Linked DNA regions of Homo sapiens: region 2 is linked to region 1. The links are chromatin contacts, found by Hi-C or POLR2A ChIA-PET in ENCODE. All regions are on one chromosome and are shown on one strand. The core of a region is the stretch at or near the end of the contact, and the rest is flanking DNA. Distances in the headings are between cores, read along the strand shown. Region 1 has its middle 19 kb from the start of MIR7162. Region 2 holds the start of MTPAP (mitochondrial poly(A) polymerase).

Region 1 (4,075 bases), core at 601-3,100:
TAATCATATTTCTAAATAATGCTTATGTTGCTATTTCTTGATTTGTTTTCCTCAGCATCTGTCGACTTCCTGGCATAACAGAGTATAAGGCTTACCTCCCTTACAAGTAAGGGAGCCTCCATTCTACCAATTTGACTGGATCACAATCTTATGAAATCAAATGCATTTACAGTCTTATAGATATCTAAATTTTGTTTCCTAAGCCAAGTCCTGCACTGAATTTGTTTCATTTCTTTCCTTTTTTTCCCCTGGAGCTGATAATTGCTTCAGATTGTTTCCCTTCATTTGCTTATACGTTTTTGTCCCTATTAACTACTTTTTTTTCCCCAGATGCTCCAACTGATCTATGAAATGCCTAGTAATAATTATCCAAAAACTAAGATACACCAGCTACCCTATCAGCCCTGTTATTTTCCAGGAGGCATCCCTTTCTCCCTTGCCCTCCATCCTTATGCTCCAAACTGGACTCAGCTCTCTCAGCCCATGGCACGGCTGGCATCCTGGCATTTCTCTGAATTTTCTGCTGCCTCTTCTGTGTGCATCTCCCGTTCCCTGGCCCCATATCTTCTTTTTCCTTGGTTTACCCTCTCATTGTGCTGCAATACATCTTCCAGTGGCTTCCTGAGAAAGAGTGAATGGAAGCCAAGCTTGCTGACTCCCACATATTTTAAAATGTCATTGTTCTACCCCAACTCCTGATTAATAGTTTGGCTGGATATAATGCTCTAATTTAAACGTAACTTCTCCTCACATTGGGAAATATTGCTGTATTATTTTCCAGCTCCCGGTGTTGTTGGGAAGAAGGCAGTGTCATGCGGAGTCTTGGCTCTTTATATATGACCTGTCTTTTCTCTCTGGAAGATTTTAGGATTTTCTCTCTATCCTTGGTTTTCTGGAATTTCCCAATGATGTGCCTTGTTGTAGGTCTTTCTTCATTCACTGTGCTTGTCACTTGATAGACTCTTTTGAACTAGAAAATTATGTCCTTCTATTACGGGAAGCCACCAGCAGGTTTGTGTGAGCTAGGTAATCACATTCTTTTCTTCCAAGGACAGAGGTATCAAGGCCCTGGGAACCTTATAAGTGGATTGGGGGTAAGGGGGCCTGAGGTGAACCCAACAAAGCCGCAGCACCCACTGAGCTCGTGTCCCAGAGCTAGGCTCTGCCTGAGGACAATAGACATGGGTGATACCTACTTCCTGCCCAGTCCCATGGTGGGGCTCAGAACACACATGGTCCAGGAGGACCATGTAGTATCTGGCTACATTTACATGCACCTACCTGTGTGTAGCATTCAGTGAGCAACAGGACAACTTAGGGGAAGGGGCAGCTTCAGAGAGCAGGATAGGAGGCAGGTAAATAAACATGGGGTGGGGAGTGGCCTTGTTGGGAAAGGGCAAAGGCAGGGCTGTGTGTGTGTGTGTTTGTGTGTGTGTGTGTGTGTGTGTGTGTGTGTGTGTGTGTGTTATGTATTGGGGGAAATGGGGAGAGCATCTGTAGTTTCATCTGCCCCCTTTTCTGGCCACTGCATCCCTTTTTTGGTGAATAGTTTTTCTTCCCATCATGGACTGAATGTCTCTGTCTCCTCCAAATTCATATGTTGAAGCCCTAAACCTTTGTGTGGCTGTATTTGGAGATGAGGCCTCTCAGGGAGTCATTAAGGTTGAATGAGGTCCTAAGGGTGGGGCCCTGATTCCATAGAATTAGTGTCCTTATAAGAGGAGACACCAGAGAGTGCACTCACTCTCTCTCTGCACAAATACAAAGAAGAGATCATGTGAGCACACGATATGGCAGCCACCTACAGACCAAGAGAAGAGGCCTCAGAATGAAACCTACCTTGGTGGCACTTTGATCTTGGATTTCCTAGCCTCCAGAACTGGGAGAAATAAATATTTGTGGTTTAAGCCACCCAGTCTGTGGTATTTTGGCATGGCACCCTGAACTGACTAATACATCTCTCCACCTTTCTTCAACCACATGCCGCTAGAGGGCTTGGCAGATTTAGTGTCCCAGCTACCCGGCCAACCCAGACCAGACCAAGCAGAAGCTCTCTTCTGGAATTTTCTGAATAGGAACTAATGGAGGGGAGCCCCATCCTTTCTTGGGGGCAAAGCCAGGAAGACGGAAGCCTCGTGCTGCCAACAGTCTGATTCCAACCTTGTGGGGAAAGTTGCTCTGAGAGCACAAAACTGATCTGCAGGCGGAGATGGAGACAGAGACAAGGGAAGGAGCCTGCAAATCCTGACAGTGCTGGTGACTCTGAGTCCAGGTATTCCTGAGGCCCAACTGTTCCCTGCCCTGCCTGTGGCTAACTTAATGACCAATGAACTTCCCTTCTTGCCTAAGCCAACTCGAGTGAATTTTCTGTTACTCACCCTAAAGAGCCCTGACTGCAACGGCAGGGCATGACGGGGCTGGGCTGGCTGGGGCAGAGGACGGTGTGGGTGAAATCAGCTATGACGGGAAGTGCAGTTATCGAGTGGCCTCCATGAGGTCTTCCTCCCGCCCCGACTGTGAGCAAGGCTGGGCTCATATGCTCAGTGGGCCAGAGTGACGGATTTAGTCAGAGGTGCCATGCTCAGGGCCATCTTTCTATGGGCCAGACTCTTCAGCATCAAAGGCTTTGCCATCAGAGACAGTTTTAGTTACATCTTGGATTCACTTGATCAACTGCTCTTCTCCTACTTTCAGGATCTTTACACTAGACTGCCCCACACAGGTGTTAGGAAGCCATAGGCATCTTGGCCAGAAGCCCAGACCACAAAAAGGGCTTCTGCCAGCCTGCCCAGGGTTCCAGAGGGTAGGGCCGAGGGGCGGTGGGAAGAGCCCAGCCTGGGCAGCCATGGCATGTACACCACTCTTGATCTGTCTCCTGGAACTTTTCACCCCTCAAGTTTGGGCCCCAGTGGGGCACACGTGGGAAAAACAATGAATGCCCATGTCTCTGAATAGTTTCCCCATCAGAAGTGGTCATTGCACCAAGCACCCTCCTCCATTAAAACTGGACAGACCAAGGGCCACTTTCCTAATGGATGGATCTTATTGGTCCATCTCATGTTCCCAACAGAGCTCCCTCCCTGGGATGGGAATGTGCCATTCCAGGAGAGCCCTTTTGACCCTGTCTCCAGCCAAAGCCAGTCCCCCTGCTTTCTCAAAAGCAGGTGAGTGAGACCCTTTCTAAAAAACAAAACAAGAAAAGTACTGTTACAATGGCACCAACTGCATATGAAGTTCCTGAAATTCCGAGTTCCACTAATATTATTTGTCTGATTTAAAAAAAAAATACATACTTAAAAGCAACACACCAATAGAGGCAAGCAAACCATGTTTTGCACAAAACAACTATCAATGGTGATAGCACGTGATCTCCCCTTTCAGAACCCTGAGATTCTCAGTGCCATTACTCTAAGGGCTTTCTGCAGACAAGGTAACTATCAGAATCACATGGAGAAGATCAGAGCCTGGAAGGAAACTTGAGATTTTTTGAGACGGAGTCTTGCTCTGTCACCCAGGCTGGAGTGTAGTGGCGTGATCTCTGATCTTGGCTCACTGCAAGCTCCGCCTCCTGGGTTCACGCCATTCTCCTGCCTCAGCCTCCCAAATAGCTGGGACCACAGGTGCTCGCCACCATGCCTGGCTAATTTTTTTGTATTTTTAGTAGAGATGGGGTTTCACCATGTTAGCCAGGATTGTCTCGATCTCCTGACCTCGTGATCCACCCTCCTCGGCCTCCCAAAGTGCTGGGATTACAGGCGTGAGCCACCGCGCCCGGCCCCATTTTTTTGTATTTTTAGTAGAGACAGGATATCACCATATTAGCCAGGATGGTCTTGATCTCGTGACCTCGTGATCTGCCTGCCTCAGCCTCCCAAAGTGCTGGGATTACAGGTGTGAGCCACCATGCCCGGCTGAGAATTTTTTATTTCAACCTTCTTCATTTTACACAGAGACAAAACTGAAATTCAGAGACTTCTGGTTTCTCAAGGCACACCACTAGTCAATAAACACACAGAGCCAGAAGCTAGATCTAGCTCAGTGTTCTTTTAAAGCCTTCAAAATTCCCCTCTGCTAG
Region 2 (4,075 bases), core at 884-3,383, 39 kb after region 1:
TCCCAACATTTTGGGAGGCCGAGGTGGGTGGATCACCTGAGTTCAGGAGGTCAAGACCAGCCTGGGCAACATGGTGAAAACCTGTCTCTACAAAAATACGAAAATTAGCCGGGCATAATGGCAGGTGCCTGTAATCTCAACTACTTGGGAGGCTGAGGCAGGAGAATTGCTTGAATCCAGGAGGAGGAGGATGCAGTGAGCTGAGATTGCACTAACGCATTCTACCCTGAGCGACAGAGCAAGACTCTGTCTCAAAAAATAAAATAAAAAAAAAGTACCTACTGCCAAGTGGCTGGAGAACATTTTATTCTGCTAAAGGGATTAAATATCCCCCACAAAAATTAAAAAGTCCTCACATCCATCCCCAAACTCATTGCTTACGCAGGACTTTCCTTGGAAGTATCAAAATCAAATATACTTCTATCTAACTTTGAGATTCTTCAACATCCATGTGGGAGTGGCAGGACTCTGTGTGGCCTGAGGGTGGCCTTGAGTGTGTGTCCGAGTGGAAGGCCCAGGATCTGGGGACTGACCTGGGGTCAAATGGCACAGCCAACTTTTTTTTTGAGACAGAGTCTTGCTCTGTTGCCAGGCTGGAGTGCAGTGGCACAATCTTGGCTCACTGAAACCTCTGCCTCCTGGGTTCAAGTGATTCTCCTGCCTCAGCCTCCCAAGTAGCTGGGATTACAGGTGCCCACCACCACACCTGGCTAATGTTTGTATTTGTAGTAGAGACAGGGTTTCGCTATGTTGGCCAGGCTGGTCTGGAATTCCTGACCTCAGGTGATCCTCCCGCCTTGGTCTCCCAAAGTTCTGGGATTACAGGCGTGAGCCACCACACCCAGCCAGCACAGCCAACTTCTAATGAGGCCACCTTAGACAAGTTACTTACTGTCTCTAAGCCTCCGTGTTCTCATCCATGAAATGGGTTTAATCACTCAGATTTGTTGAGATGATTAAAAAGGAAAATACCTGCAAGGCAATAGCACCATGCTAACACAGAGCTGGCTAGTCAGTTCCGGTGCTGGTTTGTCCTCTCTCACGCTCCGATTGCGAGGCCCCTTGCTTTTCCTTTCGCCTCCAGCAGCAGTGTATTCCCCCGGGGAGGCTGCCTTCAGTTGCAGGCTTCTTTGCACTGTTTCGTATGTCCTTTTCCCAGGCACCCGAGCAAGGGCCACTGGTTATGACACAGGCACTGAGGAGGAGCCTTGAATCAAGGGCAGAGCTCTGACTTTAAACTTTGACTCCCCAGGTGTGACCTATAGCCAGTCGTTGTCTGATCTGTGCCCCACTTTCTCATGTCCAAAATGAGAAGACTGAACCAGTCCTCTCCAATGCCTTTCGTATGGCTTTAAGATGAGGTATGTACCTCTCACTTGGAGGAGGGGCTGGCAAAACCACTTGAATTTTAATTTGAATTGAGGCATATTGGCAGAGGTTGTAAAATGTCCTCACATGGTTCAAGGAAGATGATGATGCCCTGCCTGCTCCTGGTGCCCCTTTCAGAGAGGTTAAAAGCCTTTCCATTATTTTAACTTTTTTTTTTTTTTTTTTTTTGAGACAGGGTCACGCTCTGTTGCACAGGCTTAAGTGCAGTGGCGCGATCTCGGCTCACTGCAACCTTCGCCTCCTGGGTTCAAGTGATTCTCGTGCCTCAGCCTCCCAAGTAGCTGGGATTACAGGCATGTAATCACGCCCAGCTAATTTTTTTGTATTTTTTAGTAGAGACAAGGTTTCGCCATGTTAGCCAGGCTGGTCTCGAACCCGTAACGTCAGGAGATTCACCTCCCTCAGCCTCTCAAAGTGCTGGGATTACAGGCATGAGCCACCGCGCCCGGGCTCTGGTTCTATTTTCATGATGCTATTTACAAGAGTAGGTGGAGCGCTCCTTCTATGGAACTTTTCATTTGGTAAATTGTGTGACTGTGGAAGTAAACCATGTCTGAAAGCTTAGGTATCTTCTTTCCGGCCTCAATTTCCTCTCTTCCTCTAAAAGCGAACTTCTTTCGCCTAGTTTGACCCTCGAGGCTTCCCATTTCTTTTGCCCCCCCCCTCCCCCCCGACGCATGCGCGAAAACGCGCTGACCTTTCAGCTTCGCGCTAGTGCTGTTTTTTTTTTTTTTTTTTTTTTAGCAATGGCGGTTCCCGGCGTGGGGCTCTTGACCCGTTTGAACCTGTGTGCCCGGAGAAGAACTCGAGTCCAGCGGCCTATCGTCAGGCTTTTGAGTTGCCCAGGAACTGTGGCCAAAGACCTTAGGAGAGACGAGCAGCCTTCAGGGAGCGTGGAGACAGGTGATGGCGCCGGTTTGCCCTGTAGTTCCGTCCCACAGCGGGCGAGGAGTCTGGGATCACGGGGAAACACGTGGCCTGTGGAAACGGCTGTGGACCCTTTGGCAAGAGGGTGGGGCTGTGTCCTGTCCTCTCCTCTCCTCTGATCTCTGTAGGGGAACCCAGGGTCGCCGCCGTTGCTGAGGCAGAAGTGAGATGTGTGATGTTTGTTTGGGGCGACTCCTGTGTACAGTAATGGAGTTGTTTAGACTTCCATGAAATTCAGGTCAGGAACCCAGTTTGCTTGCACTTTACAGTTTGACGAAATAGTGTTCCCAATGATAGTAATGCTACACACCTGAGCCAGTCGCTGCATCGTGTACGTATATTTCTGATTTTGATACATTAAGTTGTTGCTGGAGGCCGAGTTATATTGTAGCCTGATGAATCAAGAGGATTCTTGGTTCCTAGACATAGGGTTCTGTCTATGAAATGTACTGCCGTTTACTTTATTCTTTTTGGCCATTTTGAACCAAATCAGTCTGGTAACAGATTTGGATTCACTGCAACAGGCTGTTGTCCCGCGTTCGTTCTACATTTATATGCTTCTTTGTGTATTGAGAAGCCAGTGTTATTGAACCTCTCTTGTGACTCAAGAGCTTGTGTATTCTATTTACAGTTCTTAAAACGATCTTGCAAGAAATGTATCACTGTGTCCATTTTACAGATGTAGAAAATGGTTCAAAGAGGTAAATAACTTAGGCAAGGTCACTAGCTCAGTTAATTTAGACTTCTAGTCAAATTATTAAACAAAATGTATTGACTTCTACGATTCCTTGGAGCTATTTTTTCCCTAAAATAAGCTGGTGTCTTTATCAGACTGTATAAAAGACTTACATTGGCAGGCAGTGAGAAATCTTTATGTATTTCATTCAAATATTGATTGGATTGTATTTAGTGGAAGCTACTTCTGTTGAACATTTCTAAGTAACGCTGAAAATTTGAGTAAGGATTCTGCCAAAAAAGCTATTGTAATTTAACATTTGTATGGGTGTTTAAATTTGAGAGTATGTTCATATGCTCTTTGATATATGAAACAACCCTGTAGCGTAGGTGTGGAAGGAAATAACTGTTACTCCATTTTATAGATGAGGGAACAGGGTAGTCCAAGGGTAGCTTGAGTAGTTCAAGCTAAACTCAGCTATTCGGTGGCAAAAATTAAAAAACCCACTGTTTTTTTTTTTTCTTTTTCGGGACGAAGTCTTGCTCTGTCACCCAGGCTGGAGTGCAATGGCACGATCTTGGCTCACGGCAACCTTGGCCTCCCGGGTTTAAGTGATTCTCCTGCCTCAGCCTCCCGAGTAGCTGGGATTACAGGCACGTGGCACCACGCCTGGCTAATTTTTGTGTTATTAGTAGAGATGGGGTTTCACCATGTTGGCCAGGCTGATCTTGAACTCCAGACTCAGGTGATCTGCCTGCCTTGGCCTCCCAAAGTGCTGGGATTACAGGCGTGAGCCACCGCGCCCAGCCAGTAAAACTCACTTCTAATTCCAAGACTATACTCTTCATTTACTGTAGCTTTGCTATTTTTCTTTTTTAAGGAAATGTTTCATTTTGTGTCATTAGAATAATACGACTAAATATTCAGGGATTCTTGCAGGAAATAACAAAATCCTCATTTGGATGTCTTTACCATTTTAAAGAAGGACAGTTAAGTACACCTTATACTCACCTAGAAGCATGTGATTTTATAATTGGAAGGAACTTGAGAAATATCCAATTCAGTTTTTCATTCAGTGTGAGG

The links. A loop is a pair of places that touch in the nucleus more often than their neighbours do. ChIA-PET counts read pairs that join two places held with the same protein, here RNA polymerase II (POLR2A). Pooled maps may share reads with other maps.
Region 2: a loop to region 1 is called in a map of mammary epithelial cell, with 2.2 times the contacts of the local background. The contact joins the promoter of MTPAP here to the enhancer-like site in region 1. A Hi-C loop is called at or near these places in 2 of 168 maps with a recorded cell type or tissue (mammary epithelial cell and posterior vena cava), 2 of 37 single-sample maps with no recorded cell type and 8 of 50 pooled maps. POLR2A ChIA-PET finds 5 or more read pairs at or near these places in 8 of 52 experiments (A549, GM10248, MCF 10A and 5 more).

Annotation. Positions count from the first base shown.
Region 1 is chr10:30,385,691-30,389,765 of GRCh38, reverse strand. No RefSeq gene overlaps it. Among named protein-coding and RNA genes, the nearest start is that of MIR7162, 19 kb to the right of the region's middle. Within about 2 kb of position 1,850, at least 2 of the 41 ENCODE cell types and tissues checked have a DNase peak (open chromatin) inside an H3K27ac peak, as active enhancers do.
Region 2 is chr10:30,347,336-30,351,410 of GRCh38, reverse strand. It overlaps MTPAP (mitochondrial poly(A) polymerase), which reads left to right and starts at 2,133. Exons shown (of 9, transcript NM_018109.4): 1 at 2,133-2,292. The coding sequence starts at 2,136. RefSeq lists enhancers at 2,122-2,261, 2,292-2,341, 2,392-2,461, 2,472-2,571, 3,153-3,653.